2 separate regions of the Homo sapiens genome follow, and region 1 is linked to region 2. The links are chromatin loops, found by intact Hi-C in ENCODE. Cell type or tissue: ovary. All regions are shown on one strand. Each heading gives the region's core, and the rest is flanking DNA. Links, peaks and the distances in the headings are about the cores only.

The links. A loop is a pair of places that touch in the nucleus more often than their neighbours do. Peaks named below come from ENCODE experiments on the same cell type or tissue, not always from the same donor. Only the 100,000 strongest peaks of a DNase experiment are listed, where the experiment ranks them.
Region 1: it touches region 2 in a loop (4-fold over the local background); 37 of 110 quality-filtered maps call a loop at or near these places.

What each region holds. Positions count from the first base shown.
Region 1 is chrX:51,143,992-51,153,193 of GRCh38, forward strand. All of the region lies in intron 1 of LINC01284 (long intergenic non-protein coding RNA 1284), which reads right to left. Among named protein-coding and RNA genes, the nearest start is that of LINC01284, 23 kb to the right of the region's middle. In ovary, for the core only: no CTCF peak of the experiment used is centred there; a DNase peak (open chromatin) is centred at 5,088.
Region 2 is chrX:51,449,870-51,459,071 of GRCh38, forward strand. No RefSeq gene overlaps it. Among named protein-coding and RNA genes, the nearest start is that of NUDT11, 42 kb to the right of the region's middle. In ovary, for the core only: no CTCF peak of the experiment used is centred there; no DNase peak of the experiment used is centred there.

The DNA of each region.
Region 1 (9,202 bases), core at 600-8,599, 310 kb before region 2:
ACAATCTCTCAGCTTTTGTTTGTCTGAAAAAGTCATTTCTCTTTCATATTTGAAGGATTTTTTTGCTGGATATAATATCCTAGGGTGAAAGGATTTTTTCTTCAGCACTTTGAATATGTCATCCTGCTCCCTCCCGGCCTGTAATGTTTTAGCTCAGAATTCTGCTGCCAGACATATTGGAGCTCCTTTATAGGTTATTTGTTTCTTTTCTCTTACTGCTTTTAGGATCTTTCTTTGACTTTTGAGAGTTTGATTATTAAATACCTTGAGCGAGTCTTATTTTGGTTGGATCTGCTTGGTATGCTATGATTTTATCATACCTGGATATTTATGTCTTGCTCTAGGTTTGAAAAGTTCTCTGTTACTATTTCTTTGAGTAAACTTTTTACCCTGATTTTCCTCTTTATCTCCTCTTTAATGCCAATGACTCTTAGATTGGCTATTTTGTGACTATTCTAGATCTTGTAGACATGTTTTATTATTTTGTATATTTTCCTCCTCCGAGTGTGTTTTTCATATAACCTCTCTTCTCATTCACCCTTTCCTTTGCTTGATCAATTCTGTTGTTGAGAGATTCTAACGCATATTTCAGTTTGTCAGTTGAATTTTTCAGCTCTGTCATTTCTGCTTGATTGTCTTAATTATTTCAATCTCTTTGTTAATTTTCTTTTATAGAATTCTGAAATCATTCTCTGTGTGGTCTTTACATTTTATTGAACTTTCTGAAAACAGCTATTTTGAATTCTCTGCTTGAATGTTCACATATCTCCATCACTCTGGGATGGATCACCGAAGGCTTATTTAATTAGTCTGGTGAGGTCATATTTTCCTGAATGTTCTTGATGCTTTTGGATATTTGTTGATGTCTGGGCATTATGTAGTTAGGTATTCATTCCAATCTCAGCAGTCTGGGCTTATTTGCACCCATTTCTCTTGAGAAGGCATTCCAGGTATTCAAAGAGAATTGAATGTGGTAATCTAAGCCTGTAGTCATTGCAGTCATATTACCACTAGGGGGCTCCCCAAACCCGGTAACCCTGTGACTCTTGCAGACTCCTAGCAGCACCCTCTTGGTGGGCCTGGGTAAGATCAGAGAGAATTCCCTGGGCTATCAAACAAAATCTCTCCCTCTCTTCCCTCTCTTTCTCTCATCAAGAGTCTCTCTCCATGCTGGGCTCCCTGGAGTAGGGGGAAGAGTGATGAAAGCACTCCTGTGGCCACCGCTGCTGGCACTGCACTGAGTCACACCTGAAGCCAGTAAAGTGCTGGGTCTCACTCAAGGCCTGTGGCAACTACTACCCGGCTACCACTGATGTTTATTCAAGTCTCAAGGGCTCTTTAGTCAGCAGTTTGTGAATCCTACCAGGACTGGGTCTGTCCCAACAGGGCAGCAGATTCCCTTCTGGTCCAGAGTAGGTCTAGAAATGCTATTAATATATGATCTATGGCCTGGAATCAGGGGCTTCAGAAATCTTTTAAATTTCTTCAGGAATATTACAGTGGCTGAACTGGCACTGGACCTGCAAGACAACGTCCTCGGGACTCTTCCCTCTGCTTTCCCAAAGCAGAAGGAAACTCTTCTCAAGCTGCACTGCCTGGAGTTTGGGGAGGGCAGACAGGTACTCCCATGGCCACCACAACTGGTGTCTCACTGGGTGATGCGCAACCCAAGTCCACTGCCTCTGAGCCTAGTGCAGCAACAGGGCTTGCCCAAGGACTGCATCCTTGTGGCCTGACTGCCTCTCAAATTTATTCTGAGACCCAGGCCGCTTTAGTCAGCGAGTTGGGGAGCCAGCCAGAATTTGAGTTCCTTCCACTGGGGCTAAGAATTAGCCTCTGGCTGTGGCTGGTCTAGTTGCTTTTTCTGTGGGCACCAGCAGAATTCTGCCGTTTTGTGTTCCACTGTGACAGAGCAGAACTGAATTCCAAAGCAAAGTTCCACAATCACTTCACTCTTTTTCTTCCAAGTATAGATTATCTCTCTGCACGATGCTGCAGGGGCTTGGAGGATGGGTGGTGTATCCAATGCAAAACTATGTTTCTTACCTTCTTAAAACCACATTCCTTGATATTAGATTGGTGCAAAAGTAATTGTGGTTTTTACCATTAAAAGCAATGGCGAAAACCGTGATAATTTTTGCACCAACCAATATTATGTTAAACCAGGTGCTGTAATCACTAACCTGATTTTTTTTGGTTCTTATGATGGTGTTGTCTTGCATGAACAGTCATGTAATTGGTGTTCCTGTGGCAGGGGACAATCACTATAGGGTTCTATTTGGCCATCTTATTCTCGTCCTTCTCTCTTTCTTAGTCTAGCTAGAGGTTTGTCAATTTTGTTTATCTTTTCAAAAGACTAGCTTTTTGTTTTATTGATCTTCTGGGGGTTTTTTTCGTCTCAATTTTATTTATGTTTTGCTCTGATCTTTATATTATTCTTTTCCTTCTAGTAATTTGGAGTTTGGTTGGTTCTTGCTTTCCTAGTTCTTTGAAGTCCATTATTCATTTGTTAATTTGAAGTCTTTCTACTTTTTTGATGTAAGCATTTATTGCTATAAACTTTCCTATTAGTGTTGCTTCTGATGCTTATCATAGCTTTTGATATATTATGTTTCCAATTTTATTTGTTTCAAGAAATTTTTTTAATTTTCTTTTAATTTCTTCATTGACCTTTTGTTTGTTCCAGAGCATGTAATTTAATTTCCATGTATTTGTACATTTTTCAAATTCCTCCTGTTTTTGATTTCCATTTTCATAGTGTTTTGGTCAGAAAAGGTGCTTGATAGGATTTTAATGTTGTTGCACTTACTGAAACTTGTTTTTTGGACTATAATACAGTCTTTCTTTGAGAATGTTTCATGTGCTGATGAGAAGAATGTGAATTCTGTAACAGTTGGATGAAATGTTCTGTAAAAGACAGTTAGATACATTTGGTCTAGAGTGCAGTTTAACTCTGATGTTTCCTTGTCAATTTTCTGTCTGGATGATCTGTCCAACACTGAAAGTCGGGTGTTGAAGTCCCCAACTACTATTGGATTTCAATCTCTCTCTTCCTTTATATTTATTAATATTTACTTTATATATTTGAGTGCTCTGGCATTGAATGCATATATATTTATAATTGTTACATCTTCTTGCTGAACTGACCACTTCATCCTTATATAACAAACTTCTTTGTCACTTTTTACTGTTTTTTACTTGATGTGTATTTTATCTGAGAGCAGCATAGTTACTACTGCTCTTTTTGGGTTTCTATTTTAATGTAATATCTTTTTTCTGTCTCTACACTTCCAGTCTATGTATGTCTTTATAGGTGAAGTAACATTAAGCATATAATTAGGTGCTGGTTTTTATCTATTCAGTCACTCTATGTCTTTTAATTGGAGAATTCAGTCCATTTACATTCAATGTAATTATTGATAAGTAAGGACCTCCTAGTGCCATTTTATTACTTGTTTTCTGGTTGTTTTTTTTTTAACTCCTCTCATCCTTTCTTCTTTTTTAATGTCTTCCTTTATGGTTAGGTGTTTTTCACTGGTGGCATGTTTTAATTCCTTTCTTTTCATTTTAAGTGTTTCTATTATAGAATTTCTGCTTGTGGTTACCATGAGGCTTACAAAAAAAAACTCTATAGCAAGCTATTTTGAACTGATGATAACTTTTATCATAAGGAAAAGAAGCAAACAAACAAAGCAACAACTAAACAATTTTACACTTTAACTCCATCCACCCACAATTACGCTGTTGCCTCAATTATCATCTTTTTATATCATATACTTCTTAATAAAGTATAGTAGTCAACATCAGTTTTGATAAATTTGAGTTTTTAGTCTTTACACTAAAAGTAAGGTCCATTTACATGCCACAATTACAGCATTAGAGTATTCTGAATTTGCCTGTGTACTTACTTTTATCATTGAGTTTTATAGCCTCAGATGATTTTTTCTTGCACATTAGCATCTTTTTCTGGCTAATTGAAAACTCCCTTTAGTATTTCTTGTAACACAGGTCTGGTGGTGATGAATTCCCTCAATTCTTGTTTTTCCTGAACAGTCTTTATCTTTTCTTCATGTTCGAAGGATAGCTTTTCTGGGCACAATATTTTTTTTTTCCCTTTGGTACGTGGAATATGTCATCCCTCTCCCTCTTGGCCTAAAGGGTTTCTGATGAGAAGTCCATTGTCAGAGAAATCAGAACTCCTTCATATGTTATTTGCTTCTTTTGCTGCTTTTAGGATCCTCTCTTTGTCCTTGACCTTTGAGATTTTTCTTATCATATGCCTTGGTATAGGCTTCCTTTGGTTGAACCTGTTTGGTGATACTTGACCTTCCTGTACCTGGATATTTATATGTTTCTCTATGTTTGAAAAGTTTTCTATTATTGTCTCTTTGAATAAACTTTCTACCCCTTGCTCTTTCTCAACTCCCCCTTAAAGGCCTATGACTCTCAGATTTTCTTTTTTGAGGCTATTCTGAACTCATATGCATTCTTCACTTTTGACATTTTTTTCTTTCCTATAAATGTGTATTTTCCACATATCCTGTTTTCATGCTCACTAATTTGCTCTTCAGCTTGATCACTTCTGCTGTTGAGACCCTCCATGTGTTTTTCATTTTGGCTATTGTATTTCTGTTCCAGAATTTGGGTCTTTTAATTATTTAAATATCTTTGTTAAAATTCTCTGATAGATTCATTTATCGCTTTTCTGTGCTTTGAGTTTACTGAGTTTCCCCAAAACTGCTACATTGAATTCATGAGCCGAGAGCTCACACAGCATTATCTCATTAGGGTCATTAGCTGGCTCCTTGTCTTGACCATTTGAGGAGGTCATGGTTCCCTGTTTGCTCATGTTTCTGATGGACATATGCCTATGTCTTTGCATTGAAGGAATAGTTGTTTATTCCTGTCTTCACTGTCTGGCTTGGTTTGCTTTTGCTAGGGTATGTCTGTCTAGAGGTTTTGTGTCAATTGACTATTGAGTTTCCTTAGCTTGAGATTGCTGCCTCCTTTTTGGCACTAGATGTCTCCCTAAGCCTGGGGTTGCTAAGGCTGTTGGAAAATTTGGAGCACTGCCTGTCCTGGACGGGACTTCACGAAGAACATACCCTGGCTTTGTGAGAAGGCTGGCTACAAGTCTGTGGCCCAAAGGATCTCTGTAGAGTGCCACCTACTGTGTGGTGCTGCTAAACAGCCTCTCTGATTTGATGTCTCTTTTGGCTGCAATAAAGAAGAGGCACTAAGTTTCATGTGCAGGGTGGTGCTAGCCACATCTTCATCCTTTCTCTAGCTATCCTCAGGAGTTTTCACCCTACAGGCACTTGTGATTCTTCTCATGGAGTGAGGCAGGAATGGTTTTCTTGTGAAGGAACCCAAGTTTGTGGGCAAGCTGAATATCCACCTCAATGTCACTTTTCCAGTGTAGAAACCATGAGTTCTAGAGATTTTTTTGCACAGTGCTTCGGGGAGGACTATTGCAGTTAGAGAGCTCCATTTTTTTTTAACCTTCTGCTCATGATTTTTCACTTATCTTGGGCCCAGGAGTCATCACGACCTTGATTTTGAGTTTTAAGATATTACTGGTGTTAGTCTTGTACATTTACTTATAATTACAATTAATGTTTTTGCACATACTCTGTGCGTATCTCTAGACATTTTACTATTGCTTTCATTGACTTCACGAGTTTGCATAAAATCCTTACATATTCCATATGTTTATCTTTGCCTCTTTTCTACATTTCAAATATTTTCTTCCAATTTTTCTCATTATCTTTACTTGTAAGACATTTAAAATCTTATGCTGTCAAATTTATCAATCTTTTTTATAATTACTTTTATCTTCAAGAAATCCTTCTCTACCTTTAGGTAATAAAATTAGTGTCGTATTTATTTTCTAAAATGTTTATAGCTTTGATTTCTCATTTAGGTATTTATCTATCTTTTTTTTTTTGTAAGTGAATGCTCTCAGAAATAATAGTTATAGCCTCCTCCATAACTCTTTCCCCAAGTAGATAACCTATTTTCCCAACACCATTTAAAAAAAAATATTCCACCTTTTCCCCACTGGCTTACAATGGCTTGTTTCTTGAATACAAATTCCCATATTTGATGTGTCTGCTTCCAGAGTCTCTCTTCATTTCCATTCATCCAGTCATGAATTAGTATACCATTATCATTCCTTTTAAAAATTCACTAGATACCTTATTGTCAAACTACCCACATTGTTTAACATTTCTTCAAATTACCATGTCGTCTTGTCTATATTTTATGACAGATAAATTTTTAAATCATCTTGTTAGGCTTCTTTTTTTAAATCTATTTTCTTAAACTGTTGGGATATTATTTGGGATGGCCTTGAATTTACGGATTCATTTGCAATACCCATCTATCACATCAAGGAACATGGTGTATCTCTCACTTAATGTACCTTTTTTTTTTTTTTTTGATACAGAGTCTTGGTCTGTCGCCCAGGCTGGAGTGCAGTGACATGATCTCGGCTCACTGCAACCTCTGCCTCCCAGGTCCAAGCGATTCTCCTGCATCAGCCTCCCGAGTAGTAGTTGGGATTATAGGCGTGCACCACCACAACCATCTAATTTTTGTATTTTTAGTAGAGACAGGGTTTTGCCATGTTGGCCAGGCTGGTCTTGAACTCCTGGCCTCAAGAGATCCACTCGCCTCAGTCTCCCAAAGTGCTGGGATTACAGATGTGAACCACCACACCCAGCCCGTACCTTTTCTTTATAGCCTTCAGTGATGTTTTATGTTTTTTCCTGTAGTTCTTGCATGTATATGCCCATATGAAGATAATTTATGGATTTGGGACTATTGGCAGTGTATGGGACAACACTTGATATTTGTGGAATGATACAGACTTTTCTGTATCATTCCACAGAATTGTTCAATTAGTTAAACATAACTTATTAGTTCTGAAATTTTAATCGTTGATTCTTTCAGATTACTTAAATAGGAAAAAAAATCCAAACTTTTATTTCTAGTCTCATTAACTGACAAGATCTTTGTTGTACTAGTGAATGTTAGTGGCAACTGTAGTTATAATGGTTTCAAAATTTAAGTATAGTGATTCCTATAGCTTTTTCATACATATAGTATTTATATAGTTAAGAGCACTCCTATTTTAGTTTTTACCAGTTATAAAGGTTCAATGTGTCAATACTTGCTGCACAACTAGTAAGGATGTTATGTCTGCTATTTGTATTTTCTCACCTCCTATTGGGTATAGGGTCTCAGTTGATGTGGACACCTGGAGATCTGCAGTGTCATGGCAGCTGCACTGTTGGAGAGGGTTAAAGAGTGTAAAAACTGCCTTAGGTCTAGAAATTGTACAAGAATTTGTGCTTTTTTTATTTGAGCAACTTCCCTCAGACCCCTTGGTCATTTATACTTAATTTTTTTTTTTTTAGCTGGTACAAGCAAAGTAGTATCCTTATCATCTGTCTCTCTACTTTTGCATAGGGGCACCATGTTCTATTAATCATCTCCATGACTCTCAACACCTCCAACCTCCTTGGCTGTCTTTGTTAACTTGCGTATCATTATGACAACGTGAACCCTTGGCTTCTGGTGGTTAAGAGCTGCCACATCACTATTGTTTCAGAGTCTTATGTTCCCAAATCCTGCAACAAGCCAAGATCTTCAGCAGCATCTCCTATACTCAGTTCCTACATATAGTACAAAAGAGGAGAGTCACTGTTGAACTTCTTAGAGATTCTAGTATCTCCTTTAGCAGTGCATTCTTTATGGCTTCAGTAAATGGTGTGTCCTCTGGTCTTTGGCATGGAATGAATGTACTCGTCTGGAGGGGCTTCTGTTCACACATAGTTTATCAACTGCAGCATGTACATATCCCTGACTCATTTAATCCCTTCCAGCACAATATACCACAACAATTCTTGCATTTCAATCTCACTTAGCATGGGCTATTACATTTTCAATGCTCCTATGAGTCATCTTGCACTGGTCTCCCTCCTGCTTACTATGCTGTAATCACACTTAGAAGCATTGCTATTTGTTTTGACTCCAATAGTCCCAGCTCCTTCCTCACTCAAAGCCTTCCAAAGAGTTATTCTCTCAGTCTGAGGGACACCTCCCAACTTCTCCCACTGTTCCTTGCCTGGCTAATTCATGTTCACCCTTCCAATTTCAACTTAATCACCACTGACTCGAACAAGCTCCCCCCACCGCAACCCCCGATCTGATCTCCCCTACAGTAGGTCAAGACCTTGTGATATTCTCCCATAGCTTTCTGTACTTCATTGTGTATGTGAATCCCAATTTTACTTGCTGAGACTAACTTAATGCCTGCTTTGCCAGCTAAATTGAAAGCTTCATGAGGGTAGAGATCCCGTCTACTTGTTTACTTCTGTGTCTTCAAGCTTTCTCTTCCTAAAATATATTTTCCTGCATTCTTGACTAAAAGTCTCTGTAGTTTTTTTAGACTTCTAATCCTGGTTCTTACGCTCATGTGATTCGCTCTGGGCTTTCTTCCATTCTGTGCTATAGTTGCCTAAAGAAAACAGTAATTATTATTAACAACACAATAAAAATTATCACCAACAGTGATGTAACATCCAAACTAAAAATTCCATTCCCTCCGCAGAAAAATGACCAACAAGATAGTTGCTTGTTTCATCTTTGTATCATCCACAGAGCTTGGAAAAGAACATTGAAAAAATTGATTCTTAAATAAATATATGTTGCGTGATTGAGTCCTGAATCTGAGGATGGGGTAAAAAATGTCATTCTTTCTAAATAAAAATATTAATCAAAAAAAAAAAAAGATAGTTGCAAAACTCCCAATGGTCCAGTGTCACCTTGCTCTGAGTCTATTCCAATGAATACTCAATCAAATCTTCTGTATGTCAGCCTCTTTTCCAATTTAAGCAAAAACAGGAAACACCAGAAATTACCCAGAGCCATTCTGTTAATATTCCTCAAAAAGTAGTGTTGTAACTTATGTGCACACAACCAAATGGAGAAAACATCATTTGCCCAACTGCCCAATTTTACATTCTGTGATGCCCATACCCACAAAGTGCATGAAATTTTACTATGATAATAATATCAAACAACAAAAATAACACATTAACAAGAGCAAGTAAGTAAATCTCTTACAAGGGAATAAATCTTGTTAGAATTATTTCCATATAATACTATATTTTCACCATTTTTTCTTATTTAAACT
Region 2 (9,202 bases), core at 715-8,714:
CTGAACTGAAATTGATTCCAGGAGACCTGAAACATCATTGTTGCCCTCTAGTTAGAGTAGGAGCTTATGGAGATCAGGTGATTAATGGAGTTTTAGCTCAGGTCTGACTTGCAATGTGTCCAGTGGGTCCCCAAACCCATTTTGTGGTTATTTCCGTAGTTCCAGAATGCATAATTAAATAGACATGCTTAGTATCTGGCAGAATCCCCACATTGGTCCCCTAACCTGTGGGGTGAGAGTTAATATGGTGGGAAAAGCTAAATGGAAGCCATTAGAGTTGCTTCTACCTAGAAAAATAGTAAATCAAAAACACTACTGCATCTCTGGAGGGACTGCAGAGATTAATGCCACCATCGAGGACTTGAACGATGGAGGGGTGGTAATTCCCACCACATCCCTATTCAACTCTCCTATTTGGCTTGTGCAGAAGACAGATGGATGTTGGAGAATGACAGTTAATTATCATAATACTTCATCAAGTGGTGATTCCAATTGCAGCCGCTGTACCAGATGTTTCATTACTTGAGCAAATTAACACACCTTCTGCTACCTGGTATACAGCTATTGATCGGGCTTTGAGTCCTGCTACCAGCCTGTCTGGTTCTTCAGCTTGCAGACTACCTATCGTGGGACTTCACCACTTCTGTGATTGTGGTAGCAGATTCCCCCTAATAAATTTCCTTCCATACATTCTACTGGTTCTGTCTCTCTGGAGAACTCTGAGTAATACAATATCCATTCTTTTGCATGTGAATATCCAGTTGTCCCTGCATCATTTTTGAAAACACTATCTTTTCCCCCACAAAATTATCTTGGCCCCTTTGACAAATTTACTTCTTCCTTTACTTTATCAAAGAGTTTGTGAAGGATTGATATTAATTCATATTTAAATGTTAATTAGGATTCACCAGTAAATCCATCTAGACCTGGGTGTTTTTGTGTGGCGGCGGGGGGGGGGGGGGTTTGAAATTACTAATTTAATCTTTTTATTTGTTATAGGTTTATTCAGATTTTCTATTTCTTCTTGTGCTAGTATTGGTAATTTGTGTCTTGGTAGGAATTTATCTATTTAAGTTATATAATTTGTTGGCATATACTTGTTTATAGGTTTCCTTATGATACTATTAATTTATATAAGTTTGTTTGTGTTATCTTCTCTTTCAGTCCTAATGTTACTAATTTATGTCTTCCTTTTTTGTTGGTCATTCTAGCCAAAGGCTTGTCAATTTGTTGATCAGATTTAAGAAATAACTTTTGGTTTTGTTATTTTCTATTTAGTTTATTTGAAGTCTAATGTTCATTTTTTCTTTCCTTCTGTTTGCTTTTGGTTTAGTTTGCTCTTCTTTTCCTACTTTATTAAGGTTAAAGGTTGGGTTACTGATTTGAGAACTTTTTTAGCATTTTATAGAAATTATTTTCCTTCCAAACACGCTTAAGGTGCATCACATAAGTTTGGTATGTTTTTTTATTTTCATTCATCTCAACATCTTTTCTAATTTCCCTTTTGATTTATTCTAAAACCCACTGGTTGTTTAGGAGCACATTAATTTCCACATATTTTTGAATTTACAAATTTTCCTTTTACTACTGATTTCTAATCTCACTCTACTGTGGTTGAAGGACATATGTATATAATTTCAATAATTCTAAGTTTATTGTGGGTTATTTTAAGGCCTTGCTTATATACTCTCCTAGAGAATGTTTCATACATGCACTTAGGAAGAGTGTATATTCTTCTATTGTGCTGTAAATTGATTTACAGATATGTGTTAAGTTTAGTTGGTTTATATTATTATTATTCAAGTTTTCTATACCTCCGTTCTTTTGCCTAGATATTTTATTCATTATTCAATGTGTGATATTGGAATTCTCAACTATTTTTTTAAATCATATATTTATTTCTTCAATTATGTCATTTCTTTTGCCTCATGTATTTTGGGATTCTTCTGTTATATGCATGCACATTTATAATTGTTATATTTTCCCAATGGATTGATATTTTATCATTATAAAATATCTCTTTTTATCGCTATCAACATTTTTGACCAAAAAACTATTTTGTCTGATATTAGCATAGCCCCTCCAGATCTCTTATGGCTGTTTTCGCACAACATCGGTTTCCGCCTTTTTAGTTTCAACCTATTTGTATCTTTGAAAGCAAAGTATGTCTTTTGTAGACACCATAAGTAGGATTGGATCTTGTTTTTCTATCAGACAATCTCTGCCTTTTGATTGGATAGTTTAATTGATTCACATTTAATATTATTATTGATATGCTTTGATTTATGTTTACAATTGTGCTTTTGGTTTCTATATATTTTGTGTCTTTTGTGTTCCTCTAGTCCTTTTTTCTGTCTTATATTAAGTAGTTATTTTCTAGAGTAACTTTTTCATTTCTTTAATGGTTTTCACTACATTTTTTAGCAATTTTCCTGGTTGTTGCTTTGACTTATGGATTATATGTCAAGTTAAACTACTTCAAATAATTCCAATAAGATAGAAAATCTTAGTTCCTTTATAGCTTCTGTACCTCCCACCCCCTTTGCGATATTGTATATACTACATCTATTCATATTACAAAAAACAATATAGTATTACAATTATTGCTTTACATAATTGTGTGTCTTTTAAAGAAGGTAAGAGAATAAAGGAGAAAAAAATATATTTATACCATTTTTATATTAACCTTATTTACCATTTCTGTCTTTGTGTATTTCTCCTGATGAAGTCAGGTTATTGTGTGGTGATATCTCTTTACTCCAATATATTTCATGTCTGACCTCCTTTTTTGTTCTGTTATTGTCAAATATATTGTATTTCTATATGTAATATGTCAAGTATATAATTTTATAGATTTTTATGCAATATGTTCTTTTTTTTTTTTTTTTGACGGAGTCTCACTCTGTCACCAGGCTGGAGTGCAGTGGTGCAATCTCGGCTTACTGCAACCTCCACTTCCCAGGTTCAAGCAATTCTCCTGCCTCAGCCTCCCGAATAGCTGGGACTACAGGCAAGCGTCACCACGCCCAGCTAATTTTTGTATTTTAAGTAGAGACAGGGTTTCACCATGTTGGCCAGGATGGTCTTGATCTCCTGACCTCGTGATCTGCCTGCCTCGGCCTCCCAAAGTGCTGAGATTACAGGCATGAACCACCACGCCTGGCCGCGATATGTTCTTAACTCAGTTTACAAACAAGGAATGATACAATCTTTTATACTTATCTACATAATTATTTTTAATAGGATTCTTTGTTTTGATGTTTAGATTTAAATTATTCTATAGTGTCCCTTTCTTTCAGCCTGAAGAACTTTCTCTAGTATTTCCTGTGAATAGGAAATACTAGCAGCACAGCTCTGCTAGTATGTTAGTTTCCTATGGCTTCTGTAACAAATTATCACAAACTTAGTGGCTTAAAACAACACAAATGTATTATCTTATTGTTCTGGAAGTCAGAAGTCCATTCATCTTACTATGCCAAAATCAAAATGTTAGTAGGGCTGTACTGTCTTTGGAGGCTCTACAGGAAAACTTGCTTTGTTGCCTTTCCAGCTTCGAAACATCACCTGCATTCCTTGGCTCATGACCCCTTCTAACCTTCCTCAAGTCCATCACTCCAACCTCTGTAATCATAGGTTACTGGGATTAGGACATGGACATCTTTGGTGGACCATATTCTGTCTACCACAGATGGCAATGAAATTATCTCAGCTTTTTTGTTGTTGTTTTTCAGGGTATGTATTTTGCCTTCACTTTTGAAAAATAATTTTGTTGTATATAAGACTATTAGTTGCTTTTTTTCCTTAAACACTTTGAATATGTCATTCCACTGCCTTCTGTCTTCCATGATTTGTGATGAAAAGTCACCTATTATTCTTATTGCAGGATACCTTATATATGATCTTCTTCTCTTGCAAATATCAAGAGTTTATCATGTGTCCCATATTTCTCTGATGCTCTTTTATCTTTATTCTTGTTTCTGTCTGTTCTTCAGATTGCAAAATCTATTGTTATATCTTTAAGTTTACTGATTCTTTCTTCTGCCAGCTCTGATCTGCTGTTGAGCACCTCTTGTGAGTTTTTATTTAAGTGTACTTTTTTAGTTTAAAAAAAAAAAAAGGATGCTGGTGAGGTGGTGGAGAAAAAGGAATGCTTATACACTGTTGGTGGGAGTGTAAATCAGTTCAACCATTGTGGAAATTCCTCAGAGACCTAAAGACAGAAATACCATTTGACCCAGCAATCCCATTACTGGGTATATACCCAAAGGAATATAAATTATTCTATTATAAAGACACATGCACATGTATGTTCATTGCAGCATTGTTCACAATAGCAAAGACATGGAATCAACCTAAATGCCCATCAATGATAGACTGGATAAAGAAAATGTGGTACATATATACCATGGAATACTATGCATCCAGTATAAAGAACGAGATCATGTCCCTTGCAGGGACATGGATGGAACTGGAGACCATTATTCTTGGCAATCCAAAACAGGAACAGAAGACCAAATACCACGTGTTCTCACTTATAAGTGGGAGCTAAATGATGAAAACACATGGACACATAGAGGGGAACAACACACAGAGGGGCCTATTGGAGGGTAGACGATGGAGGGTGGAAGAAGGGAGAGGATCAGGAAAAATAACAAATGGGTACTAGGCTTAATAGCTGGGTGATAAAATAATCTGTAAAACAAACCCCCAGGACACAAGTTTACCTATGTAACAAACCTGCACATGTACCCCTAAACTTTAAATAAAAGTTTAAAGAAATTCTCACTCCTTCAGGGATTATGTAAAGAGTTTTTGGCATTCATTTAAGAAATCAACAGTTGATCTAGTTATAAACCAATTGAAAGAAGTTGTAAAATAAGTTGATGATGGAATTCCATTGTATCAGGAGAATATCACCAATGCTTTTTACAAATGCCTTTATGCAGCCATGATGCAAAATGAAATCAATAAAATATCAATTATTGCAAAGTTAAAAATAGTGTACTTTTTGACTAATTTTTGACCAAAAAGAAAACTCTGTTAAATATTTCAATAAGTTTATTCTGAGCCAATGTGTCACCATGGCCCAGGGAACAGTCTCAGGAGGTCCTGAGAAAGTACACCTGAGGCAGTCAGGTTATGGTTTGGTTTTATACATTTTAGAGAGACAGAAGTTACAGGCAAAGACATAAGGTATACATTGGTTTAGCCCAGAAAAGCAGGACATCTCAAACTGAGGGGGACAGCTTACAGGTCATAAATGGATTCAAAGATTTTCTGATCGGCAGTTGGTTGAAAGAGTTAAGCTGAAGACTTGACATCAGTAAAAAAAAAAAAAAAAGAAAAGAAAGAAATGATTGAGTTAAGATAAGGGGAGTTGTGGAAACCAAGGTTCTTATTATGTATATGAAGTCCCCAGGTAGCAGGCTTCAGAGGGAATAGATGGTAAATGTCTCTTTTCAAACCTTAAAATAGGTGTCAGACTCTTAATCTTTCCTAGATTCAGGAAAGGCCTAGCTGTATTAATGGGGATTCTCTACACATGCAAAATTTCCTCCACCAAAGATGGCTTTGCAGGGCCATTTCAAAACATGTCAAAAAAAAACATTTTAGGGTAAAATATTTTTATTTTCTTCAGGGTCTACTATCTTTCATGTGACGCTATACCAGAGTCAGGTTGATATTTGGTATCTTATTGCCAAAGAGTCTGTTCTGTCAGTCTTAATATCTCTATTTTATTAATTCTGGCCGGTTTTGCCTAAACTCCAAAAGGGAGGGGTTATAATGAGGCATGTCTGACCTCCCTTCCCATCATGGCCTGTAATTTAGTTTTTCAGGTTGCTCTGGGGTCCCCTTGGCCAAGAGGTTTATTTCTGGTTTAAACTTCAGATTGCAAAATCTGTTACATCTAAGTTTGCTGATTCTTCTGCCAGCTCAGATCTACTATTCAGCACCACTCGTGAGTTCATTTTAATACAGGAGTTATTGGCCGAGCATGGTGGCTCATGCCTGTAATCCCAGCACTTTGGGAGGCCAAGGCGGGCGGTTCACTTGAGGTCAGGAGTTCAAGACCAGCCTGGCCAACATGGTGAAACCCCATCTCTACTAAAAACACAAAAATTAGCTGGGTGTGGTGGCATGCATCTGTAATCCCAGCTACTAGGGAGACTGAGGCAGGAGAATTGACTGAACCTGGGAGGTGAAGGTTGCAGTGAGCCGAGATTGCACCACTGCACTCCAGTCTGGGCGACAGAGCAAAGCTCTGTCTCAAAAAAAAAAAAAAATACGGGTGTTATTAAGAAATAGTTTTAGGCAGATAGAGAGGGTTAAAGGAGTTCTCGGTAAGGCTTTTTCTTTTAATAGAAACAGCTCCTGAAACACTTCTTTTCTAACAGAAAGGCGACTTGCAAAAACCAGGCCAGCAAGCACTGACATGCGAATGCTGGTGATTAGAAACTAGGTCCAACCAATATGGCCATTCCCGCCCTCTTCTCCTTGTCACCACATGTGCCAAGTGTCATGGCCACCTCCAGATAACTCTGCATGTACAGGCTATCATGGCCGCCCACATTTGCATATTAAAAGACTATGGTGGGAGGGCCAGGTTTTTCACGGGCTACATAAATGACACACCTGGTCAAACCAATCCCCTGGGCCCTATGCAAATCAAACACCACCTCCTCTAGTCTCCCAATATAACCAAGTACTTTTCCGCCACACATGGGGTTTTCTCTTTCCGTTTGGAGCCCCCCTCCCTCTGTCTCTGTATGGTGGAGCTTCTTCCTTCTTTCCTGCCTATTAAACTCTCTACTCTTTAAAACCACTCCACGTGTGTCCATTTATCTACATCAGCGTGAGACCAAGGACCCTGGCGTTCCTACATTCATTGAGGTAGTATCATTTTGGTGTATTGGGCAAGAATTCATTTATCGGAGTGGTGAGTATGGAGTGAACCTCAACCTCAAATCTGTCCTTTAATCTCAAGGCTCTTTTCCTGCTATCCCGTCACCAAACTTTCCTTCTTTCTCTATCCAGGGTCTCTTACTGTCTCTGTGTGTCAAATGTGCAGGAATTTTTACAGTTCAGGGAAACAGGTCTGTTAGGAAAGATCAGCAGCTCTGGTGAGCTCATGGTATTTCTAAGCCAACATCACCACCTAGTGAAAATAGAAATCCTCTTCATGAGGCACATTTTTTACAGTAACACTGAGCTTCCTTTTGCACCACTAGAAATCAGGCTCTCAGCTACTTCTGTGAACAGGAAAGTTCTGCCTTTAGCAGCTAAGAAGTAAAATGTCTTCTATAGTCAAATTTTAGTCTTGATATTGTCCCATAAGCAGGAAAATGGCCATTCGTTTCCTATATTCCTTTAAGGGACCTATTCTGTCTCTGATTCAGACCGTACTTAATTAGTAAGGGGATTTTAAGTTTGGAAGTAAACCAGAACTATTTTTCTGAAGGTAAATGCTTTAGCATGGACCATAATAGCAGGCAATCTAGCACGTTGCCTCCGTTAAAGGAGACTTGCCCAAAGATGACACAGTCTCTCCAGAGATCCATTTTTCAGGGAGCCAGGCAGATCACACAGGTTTAGGAAGTCAAAGGGGATCACACAAGGTGGATAAGCTAAGGTTGCATGGGTAAAGCGTGGTTAGTCCCATCACTTAGTTCATCTGGTCTCATGGCTTGGAGGACCACACCTACAACCATGGGTGGCACGTTTAACAGGGTGCCAGGACCCAGGAACCATGGAGGGAAAATAGGAGGATGCTCCACGTCTTCTCCACCCTGGGTCATACAGAAAGGAAGGAAACTAAAAGGACACTTTTATTCTCGCCTCTCTTTCTAGATGGGTAACAGATTATCTTCAGCTTGCACCCCTCTGGAATGCACTCTGAAGCACTGGAACTTCCTTAACCTCGGGACTTTGAAGAGAAAAGCGACTCATTTTCTTTTGCACAAAGGCATGGCATTTTTACTAAACCTTTGCAAGGGTTTTAAGGTCAACCAAGCCCTTTTAGCAATCATATCAGGCAGGCCCAAAGAGAATAGTTCCCCAAAGTTAGAGAAGCAATTTCCAGGGGAACTACCTGAGGATCCCCCTTATTTGGGGCCCCTTCAAGTTCCCTTCTCATTATAGGACCTTAGGCAAATAAAGGGAAACTTAGGCTGATTTTCTGACGACGCTGATAGGTATATAGAAGCTTTCCAAAATTTAATTCAGGTGTTTGACCTCACATGGAGGGATGTTATGTTGCTCCTAAACCAGACCCTCATGGCAGCTGAAAAGCAAGCACCTCTGCAAGAAGCAGAGAATTTCGGAAATGAGCAAAATATCGCCTATAATACACCAAAAAGGAAGAAGGCAGATAGATAGGGAAAGTGAAGAAATAACAGAAACACTATTCCCAATCGGGAGGGAAGCAGTTCCCAGTACACAACCCTGATTGGGACCCCAATAACTCAGGAGATGAATGGAAAAAGAAGCACTTTTTAAGGTGTATATTAGAGGGCCTACAGAAAACCAGGGCCAAACCTCTCAATTACTCTAAACTGTCTATGATAGACCAAAAGCCAGATGAGAATCCTGTAGCCTTTATGGAAAGGCTGAGAGAGGCACTAATAAAACACACCTCCTATCCCCTGATTCAGTCGAGGGACACCTCATTCTAAAGGACAAGTTTATTACACAGGCAGCTCCCGATATCAGAAGGGAGCTACAGAAGCAATTTATAGGACCAAATAGCACCTTAGAAAACCTCCTGAGAATAGCCACTTCAGTCTTTTACAACAGGGACCAAGAGGAGGCCCAAAAGCAAGAGAAAAAGCTCAGGAGAAGGACAGAGGCTCTGGTAGCAGATTTGCAGGCTTGCAAAGTCCAGCATCCCCAAGGTGCATCCGCTAGTTGCTATCGGTGTGGCAGGCTAGAGCATTTTAGGAAGGAATGCCCAGGCAGCAAGATGAAGCCATCTCAACCCTGTCCAGCCTGTGGCGGAAACCACTGGAGATGGAACTGCCCCCAGAGATGGAAGTCACTGGGTTCAGGACCAGTCTCACAGATGATCCAGCAGGACTGATGGGTCCTGGGGCTCAAATCTCAGCTCCAGCGGTTCAAACTGCCATTATAGCACAAGAGCCCTGGGTGATTCTGGAAAATAAAGGAAGGAAAGTAGACCTCCTTTAAACACTAGATCCTCTTTTCT